3 separate regions of the Homo sapiens genome follow, and all the other regions are linked to region 1. Evidence: chromatin loops called from intact Hi-C (ENCODE). Cell type or tissue: endothelial cell of umbilical vein. All regions are shown on one strand. Links, peaks and the distances in the headings refer to the core of each region. The heading gives the core; the rest is flanking DNA. Region 1 has its middle 14 kb from the start of TRAPPC8. Region 2 has its middle 20 kb from the start of SLC25A52. Region 3 has its middle 36 kb from the start of SLC25A52.

Region 1 (10,981 bases), core at 3,369-8,368:
ACTGTGACATAACATTACGAGACAAAGAAGAAAATCAAAATGTTTTACCCCAAAACATTTTTCTTTGCCATACTTTGAAATGGCTCTGCGAAGCTCTTCTTTGTGGGGGAAAACTTGCATCTGTAAAGAATCTCTATTAACTCCTGGCCAACATGGTGAAACCCCATCTCTACTAAAAATACAAAAATTAGCTGGGCATGGTGGCGCATGCCTGTAGTCCCAGCTACTCGGGAGGCTGAGGCAGGAGAATCACTTGAACCCAAGAGGCAGAGGTTACAGTGAGCCAATATCCCGCCACTGAACTCCAGCCTGGCGACAGAGTGAGACCCCGTCTGGGGGAGGGGGGGAAGAATCTCTATTAACATAGCTAGATCTTTCTCTTCCAGACCCTCCCAATCTTAAAGAGATTAACTAGAATCTAAATAGGAAACATTTGTCACCTATTGTCTCTAAGGGCAGCCACTATAAGACTTCAAAAGAACTTTGGTCTCCACAATCTTTATCATAACCTAAACATTCCCTTTCTAGCTATCCCAGATCTTTAGACAAATTCAACCAATTGTCAACCAGAAAATGTTTAAATTCACCTATAGCCTGGAAGCCCCCTGCTTTGAGTTGTTCTGCCTTTCTGGACCAAACCAATGTATTTCTTAAATGTATTTGATTGATGTCTCATGCTTGTCTAAAATGTATAAAACCAAGCTGTGTCTGACCACTTTGGGCACATGCTCTCAGGACTTCCTGAGGGCTGTGTCATGGTCCATGGTCACTCATATTTGACTCATAATAAATCTCTTCAAATATCTTACACAGTTTGACTCTTTTTGTTGACACCCTGAACCAATCGATTTCCAGGTAAATGGGCGATATTACCAGCCAGGCATAGGTCATATTTCCATTCCTGTAGGCGGGGAGATAGAAACTATGATGAGTAAAATGGGAATGGGAAAGTTCACTGGCTAAACAAAAACAATACCCATCATATACCACAAACTACCCATTGGCTTCTCAGCATTCACACATACCCTTCTTCTCATATATATGATTCCAAGAATGCTGCTAACTAGTAATTATCCCCTTTAAAACTGAAAATAGGCTTATCATGCATCCAAAGGAAAACAAGCAAAAAATCACATCCAGCCAGGCACAGTGGCTCAGGCCTGTAATCCCAGCTCTTTGGGAGGCCGAGGCAGGCAGATCACAAGGTCAGGAATTTGAGACCAGACTGACCAACATGGTGAAACCCCATCCCTACTAAAAATACATCTACATCTCTACTAAAAATACAAAAATTAGGCTGGGCTCGGTGGCTCACGCCTGTAATCCCAGCATTTTGGGAGGCCAAGGTGGGCAGATCACAATGTCAGGAATTCGAGACCAGACCAACATGATGAAACCCCATCTGACTAAAAATACAAAAATTAGGCCGGGCTCGGTGGCTCATGCCTGTAATCCCAGCACTTTGGGAAGCCGAGGCAGGTGGATCATGAGGTCAGGAGTTGGAGACCAGCCTGACCAACATGGCGAAACCCTGTCTCTACTAAAAATACAAAAATTAGCTGGACGTGGTGGTGTGCACCTGTAATCCCAGCTACTTAGGAGGCTGAGGCAGGAGAATCACTTGAACCCGGAAGGCAGAGGTTGCAGTGAGCCCAGATCACACCATTGCACTCCAGCATGGGCGACAGAGCGAGACTGTCTCAAAAAAAAAAAAAAAAAAAAAGTCACCACGCACAGTTCCAAAGCAAGGGATCTCTTGAGGGTGTGTGCTCTTCTTGGTCAGGTCTTCATGGTCCTATTTCAAATGACTAAATTTTAAATAAAAACAACCCCATTTCATCTCAATCCAGACCTTAAAAATAAAAAAAATTAAAACAACCCCAGTCAACAATGAAAGAATACAGGACAATCTTTTAATACCATATTTTAAAGGAAAGACAATTTACAATGGCCACTGGACAAGGACAGCAAAAATTCATTCTCCAGTCAGTGGAATGAATCTTGTGGTCAAACTGATCTACTTCCAGTCCTGCTTGCTAGGAGGATATCCCTTAGTCAATATCCTCTAAGGCCATTCCTAAGAGAGATGAAAAAGGCAGAGATAGAATATTCTCTTGATTCTGCACCTACTTCTTGTTTGCAAAACTATAAGGACTTGGGAATGATCATAAAGTATTTTCTAGAGGAGTTGGAGACAAAAATCAATAAGGAACAAATCTTTCTAGCTTATTGGTCTACCATCGTCTAAGATGTTATCCGCTTCTACAGGATTAAAGCTGAGTCACTGCCCCATCTGCTTTCTGGCCTGCAGGAATAGGGAAAAGAGAATGAAAAAGTACATGTCTAATGGTTTAAAGTCAAATCATAGCTGGGCATGGTAGCTGACACCTGTAATCCTAGCACTTTGGGAGGCCGAGGCAGGCAGATTGCCTGAGCTCAGGAGTTCAAAACCAGCCTGGGCAACACAGTGAAACCCCATCTCTACTAAAAAATACAAAAAAATTAGCCAGGCTTGGTGGCGGGTGCCGGTAGTCCCAGCTACTTGGGAGGCTGAGGCAGGAGAATTGCTTGAACCCGGGAGGTGGAGGTTGCAGTGAGCCGAGATTGTGCTACTGTACTCCAGCCTGGGCGACAGAGTGAGACTCCGTCTCCAAAAAAAAAAAAAAAAAAAAAAAAAATTTAAATTTAAAAAGTCAAATCATAGAAATGCCATTCAATAACTTCAGTCAATCCCACTGGCCCCATTGAGTCTCATGGACACACCTATCTCAAAAATAGGCTGGAAAACATAGGCGCAAGGATTCTGTTGCTAAAGGAAGAGGAGTAGAATGAATGTGGGATAATAGTGATCTCCACCACACTTTATCAGGAATGAGGTACCCAGCAAGAGGTATTTCCCTGGGGTCTAGGATATCACATTACTTGTCTGTGTCTCTGAATCATCTGGCATTGGGCCCTGCTTGCATCACATGCCCTTTGGACAATTTATCACGTCCAGTAAAAGTGAGAACCTATGATTACCCAGGTTTGGTCATGTGCCAGCCTTCAAGGCCAAGAGGACAGGGTCTGTCACTAAAAGAGAGGAAGCTTGCTGGACAAATTAATAACAAAAGCACAAGCAATTAAGGACGTCTTTTCCCAGTACTGAAGATGAAACTTGTCAGGCCTCTGAGCCCAAGCCAAGCCATCGCATCCCCTGTGACTTGCACGAATGCATCCAGATGGCTTCAAGTAACTGAAGATCTACAAAAGAAGTAAAAATAGCCTTAACTGATGACATTCCACCATTGTGATTTGTTTCTGCCCCACCCTAACTGATCAATGTATTTTCTAATCTCCCCCACCCTTAAGAAAGTACTTTCTAATCTCCCCCACCCTTAAGAGGGTTCTTTGTAATTCTCCCCGCCCTTGAGAATGTACGTTGTGAGATCCACCCCTGCCCGCAAAGCATTGCTCTTAACTTCACCGCCTATCCCAAAACCTGTAAGAACCAATGATAATCCACCACCCTTTGCTGACTCTCTTTTCGGACTCAGCCCACCTGCACCCAGGTGAAATAAACAGCTTTATTGCTCACACAAAGCCTGTTTGGTGGTCTCTTCACACGGACGTGAGTGAAAAAACTGTTTATTTCTCTCCTCAAATGGAAGAATCCTATCAACTGTATGCTACACCAGTATATAGTTTAATATACTTTTTTTTTTTTTGAGATGGAGTTTTGCTCTTGTCACCCAGGCTGGAGTACAATGGCGTGATCTCGGCTCACTGCAACCTTCACCTCCTGGGTTCAAGCGATTCTCCTGCCTCAGCCTCCCCAGTAGCTGGGATTATAGGCACATGCCCCACATGCCCCGCCGGCTAATTTTTGTATTTTTAGTAGAGACAGGTTTCACCATGTTGGCCAGGCTGGTCTCAACCTCCTGAGCTCAGGCAATCTGCCTGCCTCAGCCACCCAAAGTGCTAGGATTACAGGTGTGAGCCACTGCTCCTGGCCTGAGTCTAGCATTCTTTATCTTTAAGCTTAGAAAGTTGGGACTAGATTTCTTGTATTCATTTACATGTGAAGCTCTGAGTCTGTCATTCTTTTCTTCAAAAAAAAAATTATCTTCTTCCTAGATCAACACCAACCAGATATTATTCCCGCTATTTTTTTTTTTTTTTTTTTTTTTTGAGACAGAGTTTCGCTCTTGTTGTCCAGGCTGGAGTTCAATAGTGCAATTTTGGCTCACTGCAACCTCCACCTCCCGGGTTCAAGCGATTCTCCTGTCTTAGCCTCCCGAGTAGCTGGGATTACAGGCATCCACCACCACACCCAGCTAATTTTGTATTTTTAGTAGAGGCGGAGTTTCTCCATGTTGGTCAGGCTGGTCTTGAACTCCCGACCTCAAGTGATCCATCCACCTCAGCCTCCCAAAGTGCTGGGATTACAGGTGTGAGCCACTGTGCCCAGCCCAGCTTTTTGTATTTTTATTACAGATGGGGGTTTCTCCATGTTGGGCAGGCTGGTCTCGAACTCCTGACCTAGGGTGATCCGCCAGCCTCTGCCTCCCCAAGTGCTGGGATTACAGGCATGAGCCACCGCGCCGGCCAATAACTGTACATTTTAAACTAAAGAGTGTAGCCTGGGCACGGTGGCTCATGCCTATAATCCTAGCACTTTGGGAGGCTTACATGGGTGGATCACCTGAGGTCAGGAGTTCGAGACCAGCCTGCCCAACATGGTGAAACCCTGTCTCTACCAGAAATATAAAAAATTAGCCAGATGTGGTGGCAAGTGCCTGTAATCCCAGCTACTTGGGAGCCTGAGGCAGGAGAATGCGCTTGAACCCGGGGGGCTGAGGTTGCAGTGAGCCGAGATGGTGCCACTTCATTGCAGCCTAGGTGACAGAGCGAGACTTTGTCTCCAAATAAATAAATAAAATAGTATAATTGGTTTGTTTGAGGGAATGGATACCCCATTCTTCATGATGTGCTTATTTCACATTGCATGTCAGTATCAAAACATTTCATGTACCCCATAAATGTATACACTTATGTACCCACAAAAATAAAAACTAATCAATAGAAAAAAGAATGCAGGATGAAGTCAAGGGACAAAGAAATGAAGATGTATTCTTATGCTGATCACATTTCTCTGTGGGGGTCTTCAAACTACTTGCTGGAAGTCAGGGTGTGAAAAACATCTGAAGTTATTTATTTATTTTGTAGACGGAGTTTCACTCTGTCACTCAGGCTGGAGTTCAGTGGCACAATCTTGGCTCACTGCAACCTTCACCTCCTGGATTCAAGGGATTCTGGTGCCTCAGCCTGCCGAGTAGCTGTGATTACAGGCATGTGCCACCACGCCTGGCTAATTTTTGTATTTTTAGTAGAGACCAGGATTTCACCATTTTGGCTAGGCTGGTCTTGAACTCCTGACCTCAGGTGATCTGCCCCGCCTGGGCCTCCCAAAGTGCTGGGCTTATGGGAGTGAGCCATTGCTTAAGGTGTTAAGTGATTCTTTTTTTAGATGGAGTTTTGCTCTTGTTGCCCAGGCTGTAGTGCAATGGCGCCATCTAGGCTCACTGAAACCTCAGCCTCCCAATTAGTCGGGATTACAGGCACCTGCCACCATGCCCGGCTAATTTTGTATTTTTAGTAGAGAGGGGGGTTTCGTCATGTTGGTCAGGCTGGTCTCGAACTCCTGACCTCAGGTGATCCACCCGCCTCGGCCTCCCAAAGTGCTGGGATAACAGGCGTGAGCCGCTGCGCCTAGCAAGTGACTTGTTGTTGTTTTTGAGATGGAGTTTCACTCTTGTTGCCCAGACTGAAGTATAGTGGCACAATCTCGGTTCACTACAACTTCTGCCTCCTGGGTTCAAGTGATTCTCCTGCCTCAGCCTCCCAAGTAGCTGGGATTACACAGGCATGTGCCACCACACCTTGCTAAATGTTCGTATTTAGTAGAGATGGGGTTTCACCATGTTGGTCAGGGTGGTCTCAATCTCCTGACCTCGTGATCCGCTTGCCTCAGCTTCTCAAAGTGCTGGAATTACAGGCATGAGCCACTGTGCCCAGCCTACAAGTGATTCTTAAACAAAAGTCTTATGATTCCAATGTCAGAGAACGTGCCTATAGGAACAAAGGGGATGCAAATCAATTCTTTTATTTATTTCTTTTTTTCTTTGAATTTCCTTCCTCATGTTAAAGCAAATCAATTCTTAAACAGTCTTACAACCCTAACTTCAGAAATCCTATCTATAGGAATAATGGGAATGCAAATGGTCAGTACCTGGTGCTACCTGACTTTTAGCAACAAGGAAGTGGGCCAAAGTACAGCCTGATTAATACTTAGTTATGACTACATATCAGTCCAGAACCCTACATGCAATTCTTGTCAATCCTGTGGGGGTGGTTTCATATATATATGTGTGTGTGTATATATATGTGTATATATATATTTATATATATAATCCTTTAATATGTTGTTGGATTAAATTTACTAATATTTTGTAAATAATTTTTGAGTATGAGGGATATTAGCATATTATATAATTTATGAGGGATATTGGCATATTATTTTATTTATTTAATTTTGTAATATATTTGTCTAGTTTGTGGTTATTATGGCCACATAAAACAAATTGAGTAGCCAGGTGCAGTGGCTCACGTGTGTAATCCTAGCCCTTTGGAAGACCGAGGTGAGCCCAGGAGTTTTAGACTCCTGCTTGAGCCCAGGAGTTTTAGACCAGCCTGGGCAACATGGCAAGACCTAGTCTCTACAAAAAAATTTAAAAAATTAGCCAGGCCTGGTGGTGCACGTCTGTGGTCCCAGCTTCTCAGGAGGTTGAGGCAGGATGATGGCTTGAGCCCAGGAGGTCAAGGCTCCAGTGAGCTGTGTTCACACTACTGCACCCTACCTTGGGCAAGATAATGAGATTCTGTTTCAAGAAAAGAAAAAACAGCTGGGTGCGGTGGCTCATGCCTGTAATCCCAGCACTTTGGAAGGCCGAGGCAGGTGGATCACCTGAGGTCAGGAGTTCAAGACCAGCCTGGCCAACATGGTGAAACCCCATTTCTATTAAAAATACAAAAAAATTAGCCGGTCGTGGTGGCAGGCACCTGTAATCCCAGCTACTTGGGAGGCTGAGTCAGGAGAATCGCTTGAACCCGGGAGGCAGAGGTTGCGGTGAGCCTAGATTGCGCCATTGCACTCCAGCCTGGGCAACAAGAGCAAAACTCCATCTAAAAAAAACAAAACAAAAAAGAAAGAAAGAACAAAAAACAAATTGGGGTTGAGCTCAGTGGCTCACTCTTGTAATCCCAGCACTTTGGGAGGTCAAGACAGGAGGATCACTTGAGCTTAGGAGTTTGAGACCAGTCTGGGCAACAGACGGAGACCCCATCTCTAAAAATGAGGAGTTGTTCTTTTCTCCTCTTTTTTTGAAAGAGTTTATATATGATTGATGTTATTTATTTCCTGAATATTTAAAAATTTTCAGCACTGAAACTGGGGTTTCTTCATGGAAATATTTTTTTCTTTTTTGAGACAGGGTTTTGTTTTGTTTTGTTTGTTTTGAGACAGAGTTTCACTCTTGTCACTCAGGCTGGAGGGCAATGGCACAATCTCAGCTCACTACAACCTCTACCTCCCAGGCTCAATCTATTCTACTGCCTTAGCCCCCCAAGTAGCTAAGTACCAAGGACCACAGGTACCCACTGCCACGCCCGGTTAATTTTTGTATTTTCTGTAGAGATGGGGTGTCACCATGTTGCCCAGGCTGGTCTTGAACCCCTGGGCTCAAGCCATTGACCCACTTTGGCCACCCAAAGTGCTGGGATTACAGGCGTGAGCCTCTGTGCCTGGCCTCTTTATTTATTTTTAATAATGTCAATACTCTTAAAATATAAAAGCTGCCCTCTCCCTCTCCCTCTCCCTCTCCCTCTCCCTCCTCTCCCTCTCCCCACGGTCTCCCTCTCCCTCTCTTTCCACGGTCTCCCTCTGATGCCGAGCTGAAGCTGGACTGTACTGCTGCCATCTTGGCTCACTGCAACCTCCCTGCCTGATTCTCCTGCCTCAGCCTGCCGAGTGCCTGCAATTGCAGGCGCGTGCCGCCACGCCTGACTGGTTTTCGTATTTTTTTGGTGGAGACGGGGTTTCGCTGTGTTGGCCGGGCTGGCCTCCAGCTCCTAACCGCTAGTGATCCGCCAGCCTCGGCCTCCGGAGGTGCCAGGATTGCAGACGGTGTCTGGTTCACTCAGTGCTCAATGGTGCCCAGGCTGGAGTGCAGTGGCGTGATCTCGGCTCGCTACAACCTCCACCTCCCAGCCGCCTGCCTTGGCCTCCCAAAGTGCCCAGAGTGCAGCCTCTGCCCGGCCGCCACCCCGTCTAGGAAGTGAGGAGCGTCTCTGCCTGGCCGCCCATCGTCTGGGATGTTAGGAGCCCCTCTGCCTGGCTGCCCAGTCTGGAAAGTGAGGAGCGTCTCTGCTCGGCTGCCATCCCATCTAGGAAGTGAGGAGCGCCTCTTCCCGGCCGCCATCCCATCTAGGAAGTGAGGAGCGTCTCTGGCCGGCCGGCCATCGTCTGAGATGTGGGGAGTGCCTTTGCCCCGCCGCCCCGTCTGGGATGTGAGGAGCGCCTCTGCCCGGTCGCGACCCCGTCTGGGAGGTGAGGAGCGTCTCTGCCCAGCCGCCCCATCTGAGAAGGGAGGAGACCCTCCGCCTGGCAACCGCCCCATCTGAGAAGTGAGGAGACCCTCCGCCCGGCAGCCGCCCCGTCTGAGAAGTGAGGAGCCCCTCTGCCCGGCAGCCACCCCGTCTGGGAAGTGAGGAGCGTCTCTGCCCGGCAGCTGCCCCGTCCGGGAGGGAGGTGGGGGTCAGCCCCCGCCCGGCCAGCCGCCCCGTCCGGGAGGGAGGTGGGGGGGTCAGCCCCCCGCCCGGCCAGCCGCCCCGTCCGGGAGGGAGGTGGGGGGTCAGCCCCCCGCCCGGCCAGCCGCCTCGTCCGGGAGGTTAGGGGCGCCTCTGCCCGGCCGCCCCTACTGGGAAGTGAGGAGCCCCTCTGCCCGGCCAGCCGCCCCGTCCGGGAGGGAGGTGGGGGGGTCAGCCCCCCGCCCGGCCAGCCGCCTCGTCCGGGAGGTGAGGGGCGCCTCTGCCCGGCCGCCCCTACTGGGAAGTGAGGAGCCCCTCTGCCCGGCCAGCCGCACCGTCCGGGAGGGAGGTGGGGGAGTCAGCCCCCCGCCCGGCTAGCCGCCCCGTCCGGGAGGGAGGTGGGGGGGTCAGCCCCCCACCCGGCCAGCCGCCCCGTCCGGGAGGTGAGGGGCGCCTCTGCCCGGCCGCCCCTACTGGGAAGTGAGGAGCCCCTCTGCCCGGCCAGCCACCTCATCCGGGAGGGGGGTGGGGGGGTCAGCCCCCCGCCCGGCCAGCCGCCCCCTTCCGGGAGGGAGGTGGGGGGGTCAGCCCCTTGCCCGGCCAGCCGCCCCACCCGGGAGGTGAGGGGCGCCTCTGCCCGGCCGCCCCTACTGGGAAGTGAGGAGCCCCTCTGCCCGGCCACCACCCCATCTGGGAGGTGTGCCCAACAGCTCATTGAGAACGGGCCATGATGACAATGGTGGTTTTGTGGAATAGAAAGCTGGGAAAGGTGGGGAAAAGATTGAGAAATCAGATGGTTGCCGTGTCTGTGTGGAAAGAAGTAGACATGGGAGACTTTTCATTTTGTTCTGTACTAAGAAAAATTCTTCTGCCTTGGGATCCTGTTGATCTGTGACCTTACCCCCGAACCCTGTGCTCTCTGAAACATGTGCTGTGTCCACTCAGGGTTAAATGGATTAAGGGCAGTGCAAGATGTGTTTTGTTAAACAGATGCTTGAAGGCAGCATGCTCATTAAGAGTCATCACCACTCCCTAATCTCAAGTACCCAGGGACACAAACACTGTGGAAGGCCTCAGGGTCCTCTGCCTAGGAAAACCAGAGACCTTTGTTCACTTGTTTATCTGCTGACCTTCCCTCCGCTATTGTCCTATGACCCTGCCAAATCCCTCTCTGTGAGAAACACCCAAGAATGATCAATAAAAATAAAAATTAAAAAAATATATATATAAAAGCTGAATTTAGATAGAAGTTATGCTATCACATGAAATGACAGGAGCTAGGGTTCTTTTTTTTTTTTTTTGAAACAGGGTCTCGCTCTGCCACCCAGCCTGCAGTGCAGTGGCACAATCACAGCTTATTGCAGCCTAAACTTCCCAGGCTCAAGTGATCCTCCCACCTTATCCACCTTACCCTCCCAAGTAGCTGGAACTACACAGGCACCACCATACCCAGCTAATTTTTCTTCTTTCTTTCTTTTTTTTCTTTTCTTTTCTTTTTTTTTTTTTTTTTTGAGACACAGGGTCTCCTTATGTTGTGTGGCCTGGTCTCAAACCTCTGGGTTCAAGCACTCCTCCCACCTCAGCCTCCCATCGTGCTGGAATTACAGGCATGAGTCATCACACTCGGCCTAGGGTTCTTATTTTTGGGTAAAATGCCTTCACAGCACTTCCTATTATCAGTTTTAAAGATCAGACTCTTCCTCCATGCCTCGCCGCTCTTCGGTTCTACTCTGTCCACTGCCATGGCCCAAGCTGACATCGTGCTGATCAGATTGGCAGTCATGGGCCAGAACTTAATTCTGACCATGAAAGACCATGGCTTTGTGGTCTGTGCTTTTAATAGGACTGTCTCCGAAGTGGATGATTTCTTGGCCAATGAGGCAAAGGGAACCAAAGTGGTGGGTGCCCAGTCCCTGAAAGAGATGGTCTCCAAGCTGAAGAAGCCCCAGCGGATCATCCTCCTGGTGAAGGCTGGGCAAGCTGTGGATTATTTCATCAAAAAACTGATACCATTGTTGGACATTGGTGACATCATCATTGATGGAGGAAATTCTGAATATAGGGACACCACAAGACGGTGCCAAGACCTCAAGGCCAAGGGAATTTTATTTGTGGGGAGCGGAGTCAGTGGTGG
Region 2 (10,981 bases), core at 3,540-8,539, 220 kb before region 1:
GACCCATGCACACTGTTGGTGGGACTGTAACTTGGCACAGCCATTATGGAAGACAGTATGGAGCTTCCTCAAAAAAGTAAAAATAGAACTACCATATGATCCAGCAATTCCATTTCTGGGTATATATTCAAAGTAAATGAAATCATTATGTCAAAGAGATATCTTCATTCCCATGTTCATTGGAGCATTATTCATGATAGCCAAGATATGGAATCAACCTAAGTGTCTGTCAAGAGATAAATGGATAAAGAAAACGGGATATATCTATGCAATGGAATACCATTCAGCCTTAAAAAAGAAGGAATTCCTGGCTGGGTGCGGTGGCTCACGTCTGTAATCCCAGCACTTTGGGAGGCCGAGGTGGGCGGATCATGAGGTCAGGAGACAGAGACCACCGGGTGAAACCCTATCTCTACTAAAAATACCAAAAATTAGCTGGGCGTGGTGGCAGGCGCCTGTAGTCCCAGCTACTTAGGAGGCTGAGGCAGGAGAATGGCATGAACCCAGGAGGCAGAGCTTGCAGTCAGCGGAGATCATGCCACTGCACTCCAGCCGGGGCGACAGAGCGAGACTCCGTCTCAAAAAAAAAAAAAAAAAAAAAAAAAAGGCAAAAAGAAGGAATTCCTGTTATTTGCAGCAACACGGATGAACCTGGAGGACATTATGCTGAGTCAAATAGGCCAGGCACAGAAAGACAAATACTGCATAATTTAACTTATATGTAGAATATAAGAAAGTTGAAATCATAGAAGTGGAGAGTAGAATGTTGGTGGCCAGATGCTGGGGCAGAGTGGGGCTGGGATGGGAATGAGGAAATGTTGGTCAAAGAGTACGAATTTTCAGTTAGACAGAGGGATGAAGTTCTGGGGATCTCTTGTACAGCATGGTGACTATAGTTAATAATAATGTATTGTCTACTTGAAAATTGCTAAGAGAATAGATTTTATAATGTTCTCACCACAAACTAAGTATGTGAAGTGATAGATATGTTAATTAGCTTGGTTTAATGGTGTCACAGTGTATACATATATCAAAATATCACATTGTATACCTTGAATATATATAACTTTATTTGTCAACTATATCTTAATGAAGCTGGGGAAAAAATCAATAAAAAGTAAACACACACACACAGGACAACTGAAGATCACTTTTTATTTTGTAGAGACAGAGTCTGGTTGTGTTGCCCAGGTTGGTTTCAATCTCCTGGCCTAAGTGATCTTCCTGCCTTGGCCTCCCAGAGTGCTGAGATTACAGGTGTGTGCCACCATGCCCAGCGGAATATCACTTTTACTTAGGAATATAGGTCAGAAATATTTTTTTAACCAGCAAATCAAATCAAACAATATATTAAATAATCAATTTAACAAAATAGGATTTAATTTAGGAATTCAAGAATAGTTCGAGCACTGGAAGAACATGATTTAATATTTTAAGAAATGGAAAGAGAATAAAAACATGATCATAATAACTGAAGCTACAAATTCAACCAGACACTTTTGCATTCTTTAAAACTCATTTAAGATAAAGAGAAGCTTCCAAACATGTTGAAGTTTATTTCCTACAAATCAATCATAAACATTTCAAATAAACACAAATTATTTTCATTAAAATAGAAAAAAGAAGAATGCTGTCTACTACCCCTAATGGTCAACAGTCATTGCAGGGAGTATAACAGATAATGTGGTAAAGTAAGAGAAATAAATATGTAGTTTAACTATGGGGAAAAGCCTGTTTGATATCCTTTTCTATTTTGATTATAAATGTGCTTAGGTTCTTCAAAAGACGTGATCTGAGAGTAGCACATATTAAGGTCATGTCTTATTACTACAGGCTGTTCCAGAAAGGCCATGGGGCTTTCTCTGTTTATGGGAACAGCTGAATATGATCAAAACTGGATGGGCCAAGTGCATAGGGCCTGTGCTGCCAAGACATGCCTTCAAAAATAGGAAGTGAAAATCCAGTCCCATGCTTACGTATCAAATATAGCATTGGCCCTCAAGTTCAAACTGCTAGAGTATACTCAAATTGCTTCATTCAGCTAATTTTGGGAGTATACTAATGACCAAAGGACACTTTACTATAAAGTGACATTTGTTAATAGAGTTCCAGACTCCAAAATGCAGTTTCCAGGATACTTGTTAACAGAACATAGGGTAACCTAATAATTCTACCACTTAGTCACAAACCTATTTAATCCAACATTTTTTCGAATTCATTTACTTAAGAAATTAGATCATTCATTACAATTAATTTGGCAAGCAAAGACAGCCAGCTGCTCAAGTGAGATCCCAAATTTTCTAACAAATTGAATAAACACTAATTTGTTTATTTGTTGATATGATTATGGAATTAGCAAAATGGCCTATTCCTCAGCATGAAAAATTCAGGTCCAAATTGTTTCATTGAGGCTTATTTCTGTTACAAGTTAAATGAAAAAGAGAATCTATTATTCACAAATTTTTTAAAAAAATCATTATTAAAAATAAAGACCATCTGAGCATAGTTTGAAACTTCTAACTGCAGGTTTTCACCTCCATGTGGTCTTCACTTTTTCTCTAACGTGGAGCCCACAGCATACTTTAAATGGCACTCATCCTTCTGAGACCTCTAGTCTCAAAGTGCCTTCCCCATATTATAAGAGTATTATTTATTTATTTATTTATTTTATTTAAAGAGACAGAGTCTTGCTCTGTTGCCCAGGCTGGAGTATAGTAGTGCAATCATAGCTCACTGCAGCCTCAAACACCAGGGCTCAAGTGATCCTCCTGCCTCAGCTTCCCGAGTAGCTAAGACTATAGGCATGCACCACCATGCTCAGCTAAGTATTTTATTTTTTGTAGAGATGGGGTCTTCCTATGTTGCCCAGGCTGGTCTCAAATTCCTAGGCTCAAGAGATCCTCCCACCTAGGCCTCCCAAAGCGCTGGGATTACAGGCATGAGCCACCACACCCAGCCAGAATCTTATTTTTATTTATGTATTTATTAATTTATTTTGAGACAGAGTTTCACTCTGTTGCCCAGGCTGGAGTGCAGTGGCGCAATCTCAGCTCACTGCAACCTCTGCCTCCCGGGTTCAAGTGATTCTCCTTCCTCAGCCTCCCAAGTAGCTGGGATTATAGGCACACACCACCATACCTGGCTAATTTTTGCATTTTTAGTGGAGATGGGGTTTCACCATGTTGTCCAGGCTGGTCTCAAACTCCTGGCCTCAGATGATCCACTGCCTCGGCCTCCCAAAGTGCTGGGATTACAGACGTGAGCCACCTCACCCAGCCTCTATTTTTAATAGGATAAATTTTCATGAAGACCTTATACTGTATACCCTTTATACACATTTCCACTATTTGCTATAGCTTTTCATAATTTCAGGAAAATGCTAAATAAGTTAAGCTTTATTGTTTCTTATCATTTACATTTAAAGCACATTAATTTACAGAAATGATACATTTTGCTCCAAAAAATATTTTTTGTGCATCTGAGGAAAGGGAAATGCTTATTTTTATAAAGAGAAGGCACAGTACTGAAGAATATTTCAAACTTCTTTTCAATGCTTCTAACTCCCTGCTTTCCTTGAGACAAAGACAGACTTACCTGTTTGGAGATAGAGGGGGCAAATAATGGGTTCATGTTTGGTTCTCTCTCACTCTTGCTGCAGACTCATTTCTCTTCTAGCTCACTGCCAAGCCATGAACAGTGAGCTACACAGTGAGTGTACCAGGGAAGGGCCTAGGGCTGCTGCCAGGAGCTCAAAGCACTGTGCAGTGGGTAGGTCTTGAGGCAAGCTAGGATTTTCCATATGACTGGAGAGACAAGTATCTTAATCTCAAATCAGGTTGAATGGGTGCAAAAGCTCTAGATTTGTGGTAGGACAGGAATTTAGGAAGATCGAATCCAACTCAGCATACTTATGTTTGGGGATAATTATTTGATGTTGTTCTCAGCCTGTTAAATATAGTGAACTCCATGTTCCTCTTCAAAGAATCAGTATGTCAGTATGTTCAGTTCTCTTACTCTGTGTTCTCCATTTTAAAGTTTAACTTTCTGGTTCTCTTCGCCCCCTTGCCTCTAGCTTCAGTAAACAACTTTCCTGCCAGTTCTAATCAGTAGTTCACATCTGTTCCCCTGGTCACCGGCTTTAACCTGAGTCACCCCTGGTCACCTGCTCTGTCCTGACTCATCCTGAGTCACCCGTTCTGTAACCGCCTTTCCCGCCAAACTACTCACCCCGCCACTCTGGCTCGTACCCCTGCTCTCTTTAAAATAGCCAATGGGAATTACCTTAGACTGTGTGGTCTAACCCTAGCCAATAAGGGAACGACACAGCAGTAGGAGCTACCTGTGTCAGGAATAAAAACCCCTTCTCCTCCCTTGTTCAGGTGTGCTCTTGCCATTGCTCCATCCGCCAGTCATGCCCTTCTATAGAAGTAAAAATTGCCTTGCTGAGAAAATTAACTTTATGTGAGAGTGCTATTTCTTTGGCAGCACCGAAAATTTATTTATAACAAGCCTCATAGGGCTCTATGTCATTTTTTTTCCAAATTTATTAGAAGGCCCGAAGAAGTATATTTATGTTGGCACAGGCCCACCCCAACCCCTACACAATCACCAAATCACCCACTTCATAGTCTTGAAGAGTCCAAATTAAAAGACTACTGGAAATTATATCTCTGCATTTAACCTTAAATAATACTGGCCAAGGGGGGAAGAACAGATTACTGAAATTCTGAGTAAGCATCTAAATTCAACACTAGATGTCTCTATCCTGATATTTTGAATTATATGTAAAACCTTTTTTTTCTGTTTTATATTCTTCCTAAAAAAAAATAGTAATAAATGCCAGATATTTCACCCTAGATTATCATTAGCCAGATGACTTTTTTTTGGAACGCTTCTCCTTGCCATTCGTCTAGTCTCTGAGAACATAAAGTCTGAATCACTGCAACCATGTAATGTTTTGGAGCAAGGGTTCTCAATCTTGGTTACACATTAAAATAACTTGGCAAACTTTTAGGAAATACTGTGCCTGATTCTCCCCCAAAGATCGGATTTAAATGGTAGATGGTAGAGTCTGGACAGAAATATTTGTTTAAAGTTCTGTAAACCAAAATTAAATTTCTAAGACCCCTCTCCCACCCCCAACTATCTGAATGTGATACGGCTCCGTTGTCTGGAGAAACATCCAGGGTCCTTTGTCTCTCACCAAGAAAATTAGTGACATGGACACACATGGAGTGGTTTCAAGAAGTGGAAAGTTTAATAGGCAAGAAAGAAGAAAACTGCTCCCCTGTACAGAGGGAGGGGGGCTCCGAACGGAAAAACCCCACGTGCAGCGGAAAGCAGTCAGTTATATTGGGAGGCTGGAGGAGGCAGTGTCTGATTTGCATAGGGCCCAGGGGATTGGTTTGACCAGGTGTGTCATTCAGGTAGCCCGTGAAAAAACTGGCCCTGCCACCCTAGCCTTTCATATGCAAATGCGGTTTGCCATGATGTCCTGCACACGTGGCTTTATCTGGAGGTTGCCATGACACCTGGCACACATGGTGACAAGATAAAGAGGGCAGGAGACACCATGTTGAATGTACCTGGCTTCTAGCCGCCAGCATTTGCATATCAGTGTTTGCTAGTCTGGTTTTTTAAGTCGCTTTCTGTTAGAAAAAAAATGCTTTTGGGGTTGCTTTTCATTAAAGGAAAATTCCACTGAGAACTTTCACCCTTTCTGGCTGCCTAAAAATTATTTCTAAATAACTCCCATACTATTTCCACCATCTGGGGAAGTAAATCTAACTGCTGTTAGGGGGTGTTGGATGACAATTCTTTCTGGCTACTTCCTGCTGAAAAAGGGGCATCCTGTGAGGGACAGCAGTTGGGCCTCCTCCTGAGGTTGATGTAAGGGTTCTCAGAAGAATGGCGTGTCCATGTGAGGTTCTGTCTGCAACACCATTTGGAGTTTGATTGCTTCTAGATGAAAAGAGATGCATTTTATAAGAAGGTTTAAAATGTAGAGTTAGAACATGAATATTAAGATTACCACTGTTGGCTGGATGCAGTGGCTCACACCTGTAATCCCGGCACTTTGGGAGGCCAAGGCGGGCAGATCACCTGAGGTCAGGAGTTCGAGACCACCCTGGCCAACATGGAGAAACCCTGTCTCTACCAAAAATACAAAAAAAAAAAAAAAAAAAAAAATTAGCCGGGCATGGTGGTATGCACCTGAAGTCCCAGCTACTCAGGAGAATTGCTTGATCCCAGGAGGCAGAGGCAGTGAGCTGAGATCATGCAACTGCACTCCAACCTGGGTGACAGGACAAGAATCTGTCTCAAAACAAAAACAAAAACAAGATGACCACTGTTAGTGGAAGTCTTATAGACCCTAACTATGACAGTAGAGTTTGATACCTGTTACACCAATGGGTTGTAATACTGGCTTGCCTCCACTAGATGGCGCTGTACATTACCAGAAACATTAATATAAAAGTAACATTTTCCTTGAGAAAAGCATACATTTCCCCCTTGACTTGCCAGTAGAGAACAATTTTAGGCTTAGACCATTTTGTAACTTGCAATATGATTGGGAGAAATACGTTATTGGGTGGCTACGATAACTTTAGTGTTAATCTTGATAATTCCTTTCCTTTAATTACTAAACTCTTTCATGACTGAATTTCACAGACCCTCTTACAACATACTCAAACTTTCTGACCTGTTCTAAACACCCTTCCTTTAAACAACCAGTTATTTTCAGCTGCAGTGAGGGTCTGACTTAGGAGCAACATAACACCCCTCCATGTGAGGTCAAATACCTGAGTTAAATTTTGGAAAGTTTCTATATACCTATCAGGGTCTTTAGAAAATCAGCCTAAGTCTCCCTTTATTTGCCTAAGGTCCTGTAATAAGAAGGGAACTTGAAGGGGCCCCAAATAAGGGGGATCCTCAGATGATTCCCCTGGAAGTTGCTTCTCTAATTTGGGGGAATTAATCTCTTTGGGCCTGCCCAATATGACTGCTAAAAGAGCTGGGTTGATCTTACAACACTTGTAAAGGTTTAGTAAAAATGTCATTCTCTTGTGCAAAAAAAAAAAAAAAAGCCACTTTTCTCTTCAAAGTTCTGAGGTTAAAGAAGTTCCAGTGTTTCAGAGTGCACTCCAGAGGGGTGCAAGATGAAGATAATCTGTTACCCATCTAGAAAAAGAAGTGAGAGAAGGCATCCCTGTAGTCTCCTTCCTTTCTGTAAGTGACCCAGGGTGGAGAAGAAGACAGTGGGAGCATCCCCTCAACTATTTTCCCTCCCTGGTTCCTGGGTCCCGGCACCCTTTTAAATGTGCTGCCCATGGTTGTAGGCATGACCCTCCAAGCCATGGCACCAGAGAAACTAAGCTTTGGGGGCTAGTCATGCTCACCCTGGTAGCTCTAGTCCTCTGCTTACGATTTCCCTTTGACTTTCTAGACTTGTGTGACCTGCGTGCCTCCCTAAAAAAAATGCATCTTGGGAAAGGCAAGGCCCCTCTAATGGAGGGAATGTGGTAGATTGCCTGCTATTATGGCCTGTGCTAAAGCATTTACCCTGAGAAAAATGGTTCCAGTTAACTTCTGGACTTAAAATCCCTTTACTAATTAAGTACTGTCTTAATCAGAGACAGAGTAGTTGCCTTAAGGGGCCATGGGGACCTAATGGGGATTTCCCTGCTGATGGGACAGTACTGGGACCACAATTTGGCTGCGGAGGACATATTACTCCTAATTGTTGAAGGCAGAATTTTCTCATTCACAGGAGCAGCATGAAGCCTGGTTTCCAGTAGAAAGGTGCAAAAAGGAAAAATTGGGAAGCTGCAGTGTACCACAGAGGACCAGCAATGTGTCTTATAAAGAGGATCTCTATTTCCACTATGTAACACTGTTGGCTTAGAAATACCATGTGCTGGGCCAGACACGGTGGCTCACACCTGTAATCCCAGCACTTTGGGAGACCGAGGTGGGTGGATCACCTGAGGTCGGGAGTTCAAGACCAGCCTGGCCAACGTGGAGAAACCTTGTCTCTACTAAAAATACAAAATTAGCCAGGCATGGTGGCACCTGCCTGTAATCCCAGCTACTTGGGAGGCTGAGGCAGGAGAATTGCTTGAACCTGGGAGGCGGAGGTTGTGGTGAGCCGAGATTGCGCCATTGCACTCCAGCCTGGGCAACAAGAGCGAAACCCTATCTCCAAAAAAAAAAAAGAAGAGAGAGAGAAAGAAAAAAAGAAATACCATGAGGAATATTAGCAAAAAACAAATATTAGCGAGGAATATTAGCGAAAAAAAGAAATACCATGAGGAATATTAGTGAGTGACCTCACTGTGGGGGAAGGGGAGACCTCTGTTCCTAGATTACAACAGCATTTCCCTGAGCTATATCCATGGTTATTATAGCATTTCCTGATTTTGCCTAACGGATTACTTCTTCCCTAGGCTGTAAAAATTACCACACATTTGACACACAGAGAGAATAAGAGATATAACGACCGCTGATAGAAAAAGAAGGAAAGTTTTGGCCTGGCGTGGTGGCTCACGCCTGTAATCCCAGCACTTTGGGAGGCCGAGGCGGGTGGAACACCTGAGGTCAGGAGTACAAGACTAGCCTGGCCAACATGGAGAAACCCTGTCTCTACTAAAACTGCAAAAATTAGCCAGGCATGGTGGCCGGCCCCTGTAGTCCCAGCTACTCGGGAGGCTGAGTCAGGAGAATCACTTGAACCTGGGAGGCGGAGGTTGCAGTGAGCCGAGATCTCGCCATTGTACTCCAGCCTGGGCAATAAGAGTGAAACTCTGTCTCAAAAAAAAGGAAAAGAAAAAGAAGAAAAGTTTTGCAATAGGATAGCTGGGGATCTTTTACCAACACCCAGAGCAGGCTGTCAGAGGCTGGGTCCAGTCCAGAAGCCTTTGAATAACACCAGGGTGTGCCCCAGCCAGAAACTCTCAGTTATTTCAGAACCTTTCCTGGCCTCGCACAATGGCAAAGTTTCCCTATGAATAAAAACTGGTTTGAAGGATGGCCAACATTCCCAATAACCTATGGGTATTGGGGGGTTCTCCATGTCCTCCCCAGCAAGTCTGACATTCTTTAAGTCTTATAAGAATGTCAGCCACAATAAGGATATCTAGACAGCTGACAGATGCCCATTAATTGATCTGATTTAAAAATAGAGGCCAAGAGCCTCGGAATGATGGGATCGATTTTGAGTTTGCTCCTCTACTCACCGCTCCAATGAATGTTGTACCTTGGATTCCCAGCCAATGCACCAACATGACATGGCTCCATTGTCTGGAGAAACACCCAGGGTCCTTGGTCTTGCACCGAGAAAATTAGTGACACAGACACAGGTGGAGTGGATTTAAGGAGCAGAAAGTGTAATAGGCAAAAAAGAAGAAAACAGCTCCCCTGTACAGAGGGAAGGGGGGCCTCTGAATGGAAAAAAAACCCACGTGCAGCAAAAAGCAGTTGGTTATATTGGGAGGCTGGAGGAGACAGTGTCTGATTTGCACAGGGCCCAGGGGATTGGTTTGACCAGGTGTGTCATTCATGTAGCCAGCGAAAAAACTGGCCCTCCCGTCCCAGCCTTTTAATATGGATATGTGCGTCGCCATGATGTCCTGCACATGTGCTTTATCTGGAGGCTGCCGTGACACCTGGCACACATGGTGACAAGGAAAAGAGGGCGGGAGACACTATATTGAACGTACCCGCCTTCCAGCCACCAGCATGTGCATATCAATGCTTGCCGGTTTGGTTTTTCAAGCCACTTTCTGTTAGAAAAGAAATGTTTTGGGGGTTGCTTTTCATTAAAAGAAAACTCTACTGAAAACTTTCACCCTTTCTAGCTGCCTAAATATGATTTCTTAATAACTCCTGTATTAGACGGACCCCTCCTCTCTGCCAAGGATATTCCAAAGTTAACCTGCAGTACTAGTTTAGACCATGATGAGAAGGGGGTAGTCAGACATGCCTCGTTATACGCTCTTCCCTTTTGGAATTCAAGAAAAGCTGACCAGCATTAACATCAACACAGACCTTAAGTCTGATAAGAAACATTTACAATTTATTCGCCCTGGAGCCTGCTACCAGAGGCTTCATCTGCATGATAAAACTTTGGTCTCCACAAATCCTGATCATCGTAACCTAGACATTCCTTTCTATTGACTCTAGGTTGTTAGAAAATAATGAACTCTTTCAAACAATCACCAACCAGAAAATTTTTAAATCTACCTGTAATCTGGAAGCCCCCGACTACCTTGCTTCAAGTGCCGCGCCTTTCCAGATTGAACCAATGTACATATTACATTGTAATATTACAGGTTATATTGATGTGCATGTCTCTCTAAAAAGTATAAAAGCAAGCTGTACCCCAGCCACCTTGGGCACATGTCATCGGGACCTCTTGAGGCCTTGTCACGGGCGTATCCTTAACCTTGGCAAAATAAACTTTCTAAGTTGATTGAGACCTGTCTCAGATACTTTTGAGTTCACAGTTCATTGGGTGGCTCTGATGTGAAGCAAAGATTGAAACCCTCAAAGTTGGTGGTAAACGGCTTCTAAACTTAACTATACATTCTAATCACCAATGAGGTCCTCAACAGACCTACCGTAAGATTGGAAAAACCCTGTACTACACTCACACTCAATACACTTCTGTGACCAGATGTGTGGAGTTTTCCCCACACTGATCAGTTCTCTGACACCAACTGGGTGTCCTACAATGCAATTCAGTTCTGACACTAACTGGAATCTGTGCAGACCCCACAGGTTAAGGGTCCAGTCCCACACAACTGTCCCCCAGTTCAGATGACAGTTCCAAGTAGTAGGTCCCCAGGTTACCCACAATTTCTCTCTGATTTGGCTACAAATCAGAAGTTCCCACAACCCCCTTCTTGGGTTCAATAATTTGCTAGAGCGGCTCACAGAACCCAGGAAAATAGTTTATCTATAACTGTCAATTTATTACCAA
Region 3 (9,827 bases), core at 1-5,000, 230 kb before region 1:
CATGACTCCTAAACTGTAATTTCTAAACTTGTAGCTAATTTGTCAGTCCTGCAAAGGCAGACTGGTCCCCAGGCAAGAAGGGGGTCTTTTCAGAAAAGGGCTGTTATTAATTTTGTTTTAAAGTCAAACCATGAACTGAATTTCTTCTTAAAGTTAGTTTGGCCTATGCCCAGGAATGAACAAGGACAGCTTAAAGGTTAGAAGCAAGATGGAGTTGCTTAGGTCTAATTTCTTTCACTGTCATAATTTCTTCAGTTGTAATTTTGCAAAGGTGGTTTCAATAAGAAGAAAGACAGGTGGATGAACCTGAAATACCGCTCCTAGTCCCTCACTTCTGAGCAGAGTGTGCTGTGGATCCAGACACTGGTGTGTTCCCTGGGAAGGGGCAAAGAGGTGCTGAGATTACCAGCAGGCTCCCTGAGGCCTGGGCTGGAGAGATGTCAAGGACTGCAAAATTGTGGGCAAATGGCAGGACTTCAGCTATGGGTGCCATCGTGATATCCAACACCACAAGGTACAACTAATCAGTAGCGCTTCAAAGGACACCAGACCTGGAGCAGGAACCAGGGAGTTCCCAAAAGGACTGACGCCCACCCATGTGGAGTAGAGGTCCCTCAATTCCCTGTCCCCAAGAGGCCCCTTGAACGGGGGAAAGAAATTTGAAGATGGAACATTGACCTGAATGAGACTGTGTGGATTGAAATGGAATGAAATAATGTGAATTGGCACGTGTGTCACCCTGCTCACCTTGGCATGTGTGTCACCCTGCTCACCACCCGTGCCATAGGGTCCTCATGACCAGAGTTAGGCCTGTCAAGCTAAATAACAAACAGAAAGAGACCCTTCAAAGATAATAAGCTTATTTGGGTGTGCACAGAAGATTTGCAAATCTGGGATATGCAGGCTTTGGAGACCGTAGGCACATCCAAAGTGGCTGAGGCAGGGGGAAGTGTTTAAAGGCAAAAGGGAGAAGTATACATCATTTGTTTTCAAACAGAGAATGTTGGTTACAGGGGATCATCACAGGAGTTGACACTGGTTCATTCGTGGAGACAGTGTGTCAGGCAAGTGTTCTTGTGCATTCTGCTTGCTGTCCTTGTGACTCATGTAGCAAGCTGCACTTTAGGAAGTTCTTGGCAGAAGTTCTTGTTACAGGCGTATGTGCATGAGAGTCCTTCAGAAAGTCTTTGTAACAGCGTATGTCCACCGGGGCCTGTCGGGGGGTGGGGGGCTGGGTGGGGGATAGCATTAGGAGAAATACCTAATATAAATGACGAGTTGATGGGTGAAGCAAGCCAACATGGCACATGTATACCTATGCATCAAACCTGCACGTTGTGCACATGTACCCTAGAACTTAAAGTATAAAAAAAAACCAACAAAAGTGGATGTCAGCAACTTCATGTTAAACATCTGTGTTACATTTCCATAGTAGAATGCCTAACATATACATTATAAACCATCATGAATCAAAACTGTAAAAAATAAAAACTTACAAAAAAAATAATGTGTGTCAACTTGACTAGGCAAGGGTGTGCAGTTGTCTGGTTAAACACTAGTCTAGGCATTGCCATGAAGATATTTTGTAGATGTGGTTAACATCTTTAAGCAGTTGACGCTAAGTAAAGCAGGCTACCCTTGATAATGTCGATAGGTCTTATCCAATCAGTTAAAGGTCTTAAGAACAAAGACGAAGGTTTCCCAGAGTAGAAGGAATTTACCTCCAGGCTGAAACATAGGTGTCTTTCCTGAGTTCCAGCCTGCTAGCCTGCCCTACAAATTTCAGACTCAAGACTACAACAATAACTCTTGCCTGAGTTTCTAACTTGGCATCCTGCCTTACAGATTTCAGATTTATCATCCCTCACAATTGTGTAAGCCAATTCTCTTTCTTTCTCTCTCTCTCTCTCTCTCTGTGTGTGTATGTGTGTGTGTGTGTATGTGTGTATGTGGGTTCTGTTTCTCTGGAGAGCCCTGATTGATACACTTGGCAGTATCTATCAAGTTGCAAACTCACATACCCTTCGAACTAGGAATTCTACACTAGGAATTCCACCCTCAGATGTACTCATGCATAAGTGAAATTATGCATACACAAGATTCTGTAGTACTGAAGAAATAATTAAATGCCCTTTACTGAAGTATTTAAAAATTATGGTATACACATAGCTAGAATAATTTGCAACCATAAACAAAAAAAAGCTTCCTGTATTCTTTTATAGAATCTCATCCAAGATAATATTAAGTGAAACCAAGATACAGAATTGAGTATATGGATACTACCATTCATATAGAAGGAGGAAGGAGCAAGGGTATTGTATACACAACACACACACACATACACACGTATTCTCTGGAAGAATACATAAGGAATTGGTAATATTGGGTAATATTGATTCTGGAGAATAAGAATATATTTTTGTAACTTTAGAGCTTGGTACCATATATCATGAAAACAAATCAATTGTGAGTGGAATTAAAAGGCACACCACATAACATTTATAAGGAAAGGATGCAGAATCCTGGGTGGCTGCTCACATTACAATGAGTCTTCCTCAGTAGTGCTCTCAGGTTTGTGATTGTTCTGCCCCCTAGAGGCGGCTTTGAGAAGTGCTTGAGATGAACGTCTCTGTGACTCCCTCATCAGCAGGCTCAGCTTAGCCTAGGAGCACAGGCCTGAAGTGGGTGCTCACAGGATGGTTTTCCTCTGCCTACTTGCCTTCATTTCATCTGGCAACAGTGGTTCCGGTAATGTTGGCAGTCAGTGGCTATCACGGTGGGAAGAATCAGAACTTGAATAAACCACAGCGCTACTATGATCCCGTTCTTAGTGGCAGAATCACACACAATAAAAGAGAATTTGAGGTCTTCAATCACTAATGAAATACCAAGACCTCTTTATTACTCAATTTGGGTCAAAAAATATCAGCTAGAAAAGGAAGTTGGGAATGATTATTCACGTTTATGAGTGTAGCCTCTGACATATAAATGAATTACATACTAATCATGAGGTTGGATTTTAAATCTTGGCATACTCAAAATGTACAGAAAAGACATGTTTTCACTGCAGGCTGCAGCTGAATAATGAAATATGAAAACTACATTTTTGAACTATTTAATTTTTTGAAATTTAAACATATAATTTAGCAATATAGCATACATATTTCCACCATCACACAATGTTAATGTTTTTCTTATTGGCTTCTAATTTCTTTTTTAATTATTGTTTTATAATAGATCCCTTTTATTGAAAGCTCACTGTTTGCAAAGCAGTCTACATTCATTATCCCATGAAATCCTCAAACAACCCTAAAAGGTAGGTGTCAGTACCACCGCACTTTGTGATTGTACCAGACAATCAGTAATAAGATAGGTAAGAATGGCTATGGGGGAAGTCAGCTGGGTTCTAGTTATAGTCGCATTTCAGAAAATTATTTAACATGCTGACTTTAACAACCTAAGCGTCTTCTCCCTGTGTGCACACAGGGTAGACCTCTGAAGAGTGGCGCTGTAGCTTCTAGGGTAAAGGCTGTGTTAAGTCAAGGCAGGATGACAGTTCAGCTTCCTCCCAGGCTAGTGCAAAGAGCTATTCACTAGGATTAAAGGCCTTCTCTCTCCCAGACTGAATTGCTCACCCCCCAAAACCCCTCCTACAGAAAATTTGGAGTCCTCGTTTATTCCCCGGCAGCCCCTGCCTAATAGGGTGGTGAATTAATTACCAAACATGCAACAAAGGATATCAAAGGTTTGGCGAAAATGGCAACATTTTGGAATAAATGACCGTAATGTGTGCTCTGCCTGCCACCCTAACTGGCGCACATTTTGCAGGTCAGTTGCTTTCCCTATGGCCAAGAGGAGGAAAAGCATCTCTCGGATTTCAGCTTGGAGGAGGAAGAGTTCAGGCTGCCAGAACTGGACTGGCACTTCTGAATATCCCGAGGCAAGGTCCCATAACTTCCTTGGGAAGCTCTGCCGCACCTCCAACCCACCCCACCCCACCCCACCCCACCAGGCTGCTGGAGTCTTGGGACCGCAGACCCCGCGGCCCAAATTCTTCCTCGCAGAGGGGAGGGGAGGGGTGTTCCGGCCGGGCAGGGCGGAAGGGAGGTTTGGGCTGGATTGTGGGATAAGATTGCCCTGGTGACGCGGAGCGGATCTGGACCCGAGCCTAATAAAGGCTGCGTAAATAAAGGTGTAGTTAATAAAGGACGGGATGGGGCGCGCGGTTGCCAGGGGCGCCAGCGTCTCGGGGCTGCCCTAATGGCTCCTGCTCAGTGCGCGGCGCCAGCGCTTGTCTTGTCCCGGCTGCGTCTCTGGGCCCCACGGGCCCCTCCTCACATGGCAACTATTGTGGCTACTAGTCCAGGCGGCTTAGCCTCTGGAGTGGGTCCAGGACCCGCTCCAGCTGACCTCTGACTCCCTGGGGCCAACTTAGCCCTGGTCTTCCCGCTCCTCCGATCTCCCACGCGAATCGCCGCCATGAGCTAACTCCCCACCCCCGGGCAGACCCGGGAGAGCTTTGATTACCTGGGGTCTTCTGCTTCCTCCCAGACGTCAGCTCCGCTTCAGGAATCGACTGAGACTTTGGCTCAGAGTTTGGTTCCATTCTTGGACACGGATTCAGCTGGAGAGCTGCCCCGGGGCCAGAGCAGTTCGCTGCTGCACACTGGGATCTGAATGACAAGCTGACTCGGCACAGAAGTCTCCCAGAGGTGGTTGCAATGCTAGACTGGGATCAGAACCAGGCCCTAGCTCGGCCTCTTTGCCTCAAAAGTAAGTTTCTAACTGTAGATCTAGATCAGGCTGCAGATCATCAGGCATATGAAATACTTGTTCCACCTCTAGATAGAAATCAAAAGCAAGGAACTTTACTGTTTCGCCCAAGAACCGGAAGAAAGATCTAGCTCAGCATCAAAGGCTTGCCAAGGTTGTTGTTGGAACTCCATACCGATTTGTATCAAAACCTCAGCGTCAGAAACAAACTCTGCAGAATGGGTATTTAGATTCAAGTATGGATATACTGTATCTGGGCAGCCTGCCTCCAGAACTCCAGGTGAGCTCAGATGAGCCTCCAGGGCCTCCTGAGCAAGCTGGACTTTCTCAGTTCCATCTAGAGCCTGAAACTCAAAATCCAGAAACCACTGAAGAGATCCAGTCCTCTACTCCAGCAAGAAGCTGCAGCGCAGCTTCCACAGCTCCCTGAGGTGGTAGAACTTTCTTCAACCAAAGCTGGAGGCCCCAGCTCTGCCTTCACAGTCCCTTGAGGGGGTCCACTCTTCAACAGAGCAGAAGGCTCCAGCACAGCAGCTACCTGCCTTTGAAGAGATCCTAGCCCCACTATTGATACATCATGAGGTAAATGTTCCATTGAAAAGTTGGAGTGAAGTTCAGCACTCACACTTGCCCAGTGTCACAATCAAACCTGTGGACGTGGAGCTTACGGTAACTCCAGAGCCAGGTAAGAAACTTACAACAAGCCAGGAACAGGCCCCAGCTCAGCCTCCAGAACACTCCAAAGAGGTGGGCTCTTCCTCAACCCAATTATAGCCCCCAGCTCAGACTCCAGACCCCCCTAAGGAGGTAGAACCTTCTCCAGTCCAGCAGAGTTCCCAGATGAGCCACCAGAGCCCCCTAAGGAGGTTGAACCATCTGCAACCCAGCAGGAAGCCTCAGGTCATCCTCCGAAGTCCACTGAAGAGGTCAGTCCTCCACTGCAGCAGGAGATACCAGCTCAGCCATCAGAGCCACCTGAGAAGGTCAAACCATCTCCAGTCATAAAGCAGCCCCCAACTCAGCTTTTAGAGCCACATTCAAAGTAATTAACTGGTATTATCTGTCCAAGAGATTGGATGGATAGGAAGTTAAACTTCTGGGAGATGCCTCATTATTTGTACCAGTGGCTCCACATTATTTCTTGATTAATTGTGCAGACTGAGAAGCTGACAGCTAGTTTTTCCAATTCAAGAGTCATCATGGGGATGTTCTCAATTGTTGTTAGTGGGACTTGTGTTGTTTCCATGTCGAGATATTGTAATGCCGGTAATTTAAACAGATAATAATCTCCAATAGTTGTCAGAGGATTGTGATTGAGAATTGTTAGTGGTGAAGGTTCGAGATAGAAGCTCTTCTTGCTGTCCCTCCTGCTGCTCCCTTGCATAGCACCAGTGCTGGAAGTTTCTGAGAGCAGTCTGCAGGTGCTGAACATCATACTTAAACTGGTCAACCCGAAGTTTGGCATTCTGCCTTTTATTAGGGGGCTCCTTGCTGGACAAAATCTCCCGATGTTCTAGATGGCTGAATATCTGGTCTGTGCTTGCTTGGATTTCACCTTCTACTAAGTGCACAGACTGCTTGTCTGCCGTCTCCAGGTGTCCCATGTGAGAATGTATCTCATGGACCTGCTTGTGCGTTTGCTGGTTCAGGGGCTCCATGTCACCGGCCCAGCTGGCCCCAACTCCAGCTCTGGCTTCCTTGGAATATGTCCTCGCAGCCCTGCTTCTAATTTATTTTTTTTAATTAAGATGCATTGGTTTTTTGCTGATCAAAAATTCTGACATATGGCCGGGCGTGGTGGCTCACGCCTGTAATCCCAGCACTTTGGGAGGCCGAGATGGGCGGATCACGAGGTCAGGAGATTGAGACCATCCTGGCTAACACGGTGAAACCCCATCTCTACTAAAAATACAAAAAATCAGCCGGGCATGTTGGCGGGCGTCTGTAGTCCCAGCTACTCGGGAGGCTGAGGCAGGAGAATGGCGTGAACCCGGGAGGCGGAGGTTGCAGTGAGCGAGATCGCACCACTGCACTCCAGCCTGGGCGACAGAGCGAGACTCCGTCTCAAAAAAAAAAAAAAAAAAAATTCTGACATATTACTGACAATTTCAAAAACAGGAAAAGTCTGACAGTATTAGTAGGGTTGACTAAAACAATATGAAATTGACTAAAATAAGTGGACTGTTTTGCAATTAAAAAATTTTAAGTCAATGCAAATATTTATAACTTTTAAGTCTCCTCTAAAAGATAACCAAAGAGCTTATTTAATCCTGTTTTAAATGATGTTAAATTCTTTGCAGATTATTACATAGGATATATTTTAGTAATGATTTAAAGGAGGAAGAAGCAGCCTATTTTATGTTCATTGTAAGTGTTTCTAATAATCATCATTGAATGGTATTAAGTAGCCAGGAGCAGAGATATTGGGGTTATGGTGCTCTGTAAATCAAGTTAATGACATGCCCTTTGATTTTCCAGAACATAAACTCTCATTGCTAATACCCTTCCCTCTGACCATTGTTGTTCATCAAAGTTCTTTCCTAGATGTTGTGTCCTCTACAAACTGTCAGTGATGGTTGTTGCATTCCCCTGGTTCAGTGGTCACTTGCATGCTGGTGACACTGGACTCCAGGCTTGCTGGAGCTTCCAATATGGGTATCCCTGGGAGTATCAAACTCAATGTGTCTCTGCACTCCAGCCTCGGCTACAGGCTGGAATTTTGTCTCTAAAAAACAGAACAAAACAACAAACTCCATGTGTCTAAAAGTGAAATCACTGTCATTCCCCCAAAATTGTTCCTTCATTCACTATCACCCACTTAGTCAACCAGGCACTGGGTTCTATGCTATTCTCCTTCCTTGCCTTCATGTCAAATTCTTCAATCCTGTCCAATTTTTCTACCTAAAATGTCAAATTATCCTGTCCTAGATCGGACCCTAGACACCTCTTACCTGCACTATTTCAATCATTTCCTGATTTCTTAACTCTTCTTCCTGTCTCCAGTCTTTCCTCCCTCTGCATTCATCCACAACGTAACCAGAAGGATGGATCCAAAACGCAGTTCTGGAGACAAACTATCACTTCTGGTCACACAACTTGGTATATGAAAAAGCATGAAGCCAAATAACCCTACTATATCTTCTGATTTATTAAATATACGTGTATTTCAATATATGGAGAAGTTTGTAACATATAAGCAGAAGTTTCTAAGACAGTTTTCTACATACCATTACCTGATGCATAAATGTCTCTCACCCGGACAGAGATGTCTTATTCAGGAGTTCACCTCCACATTGAACAACTCCAGACACACTGAATTCTGAGGGGTGCCCCTCTAATAAGAACAGTTCCCCTTAGAATTGGCAGCAGAGCAGTACTGCCCGGAGGCCCCCTCTCTTCTGTGCCAGAATTGCGCCTTTGCATCATGTTTACTTTCCTTTTCCTTCCACTGCTGAGAACAGTGGGGCTCTCTGCCCGCTCATGATATTCTGGGGACTCTTGTGTGATTCCCTACTACCACTTAGGTCACCAGGATCCACCAGGACCCTCTTTAACTGCACAGGGCTCCCTCGGATGCCACAAGAACTCTAGGAACCTCACTGCTGCTGTGGAGACCCTATAAAAACAGCAGAACCAGAGTGGGCTGTATAAGGAGCTGTGATTTGGCCCCACTTAGTGGAACCCAGAATTAATTTCCTCCCAGAAATAATGCGGTCATTCTGGTTATGGTTTGTACTACTGCTACTACCATCATTAAATTCAGAGGTGCTGGCGGGGCGCAATGGCTCACATCTATAATCCCAGCACTTTGGGAGGCTGAGGCAGGTGGATCACCCAACGTCAGGAGTTCGAGACCAGCCTGGCCAACATGGTGAAACCCTGTCTCTACTAAAAAATACAAAAATTAGCCGGGCATGGTGGTGCATGCCTGTAGTCCCAGCTACTCGGGAGGCTGAGGCAGGAGAATTGCTTGAACCCAAAAGGCAGAGGTTGCAGTGAGCCAAGATCGTGCCATTGCATTCCAGCCTGGGCGACAAGAGTAAGACTCCATCTCAAATAAATAAATAAATAAATAAATTCAGAGGTGCTAAATAGGACTTTGGGTTCATTCTAAAAAATTAAACTACTACAGAAGCACTATGGGCTGTAGGAAAATGTGCGCTGAACTGACTTACCAGGGACCATTTGGAGTGTAGTCGACCAATATTTGAGCCCAAATAAATGAATCTTAGAATCAGGTTAATGTTAACTTGATTTTTTTAAAAGTCCACTGGAGGCACTATAATACATGAACTATAATATCCATCTTTTTTTGCATTATTCATTTTATTTTACTTTATTTCTTAAGTTCAGGGGTACAAGTTCAGGTGTGTTACATAGGTAAACTTGTGTCATGGGGGTTTGCTGTACAGATTATTTCATCACCCAGGTATTAAGCCTAGTACCCATTGGTTGTTTTTCCTGTTCCTCTCCCTCCTTTCACCCTCCTACCTCCAATAGGCCCTACCCATCTATGTGACCATGAGTTCTTATCATTTAATTCCCACTTCTAAGTGAGAACATGTGGTATTTGGTTTTCTGTTCCTGCATTAGTTTGCTAAGGATAATGGCCTCCAGCTCCATTCATGTCCCTGCAAAGGACATGATCTTGTTCTTTTTTATGGCTGCATAGTATTCCATGGTGTATATGTACCACATTTTCTTTGTCCAGTCTATCACTGATGGACATTTAGGTTGATTCCGTGTCTTTGCTATATAATATCCATCCTTACCAGTACATGTATTCTCAGATGTTTTCTCTAGCACTGTAAAGCAATGGACATGGCTTGCTTGTGTAGGTCATCGTATTCATGTCATAGGGCACACCCTGAGATGGAATTTCCAATATTTTGAGGGAGTAGCATAAATAAAGCTGACTATCTGAAGTCATTTTGTAATGTTATTCCTCTTGCACCTTTACTCCAGCCTCACTGGCTTTCTTGCCATTGCTCAGACACACCAAGGTCATGCCCAGCTTAGTGTATTCCTATTGTTTGGCATGCACATCTCAAGAT

What was found. Peaks named below come from ENCODE experiments on the same cell type or tissue, not always from the same donor. Only the 100,000 strongest peaks of a DNase experiment are listed, where the experiment ranks them.
Region 2: it touches region 1 in a loop (23-fold over the local background); 23 of 110 quality-filtered maps call a loop at or near these places.
Region 3: it touches region 1 in a loop (4-fold over the local background); 7 of 110 quality-filtered maps call a loop at or near these places.

Annotation. Positions count from the first base shown.
Region 1 is chr18:31,951,589-31,962,569 of GRCh38, forward strand. It overlaps the pseudogene PGDP1. Among named protein-coding and RNA genes, the nearest start is that of TRAPPC8, 14 kb to the left of the region's middle. RefSeq lists a silencer at 5,544-5,603. In endothelial cell of umbilical vein, for the core only: no CTCF peak of the experiment used is centred there; a DNase peak (open chromatin) is centred at 5,523.
Region 2 is chr18:31,734,904-31,745,884 of GRCh38, forward strand. No RefSeq gene overlaps it. Among named protein-coding and RNA genes, the nearest start is that of SLC25A52, 20 kb to the right of the region's middle. RefSeq lists an enhancer at 3,355-4,554. In endothelial cell of umbilical vein, for the core only: a CTCF peak has its summit at 6,419 (motif pointing right); a DNase peak (open chromatin) is centred at 6,448.
Region 3 is chr18:31,719,967-31,729,793 of GRCh38, forward strand. It overlaps a transcript of B4GALT6 not described here, the pseudogene LRRC37A7P and the pseudogene LOC390846. Among named protein-coding and RNA genes, the nearest start is that of SLC25A52, 36 kb to the right of the region's middle. RefSeq lists enhancers at 3,957-5,156, 4,386-4,485, 4,452-4,951. In endothelial cell of umbilical vein, for the core only: a CTCF peak has its summit at 2,595 (motif pointing left); a DNase peak (open chromatin) is centred at 2,595; H3K4me3 peaks cover 436 bases; H3K27me3 peaks cover 1,310 bases.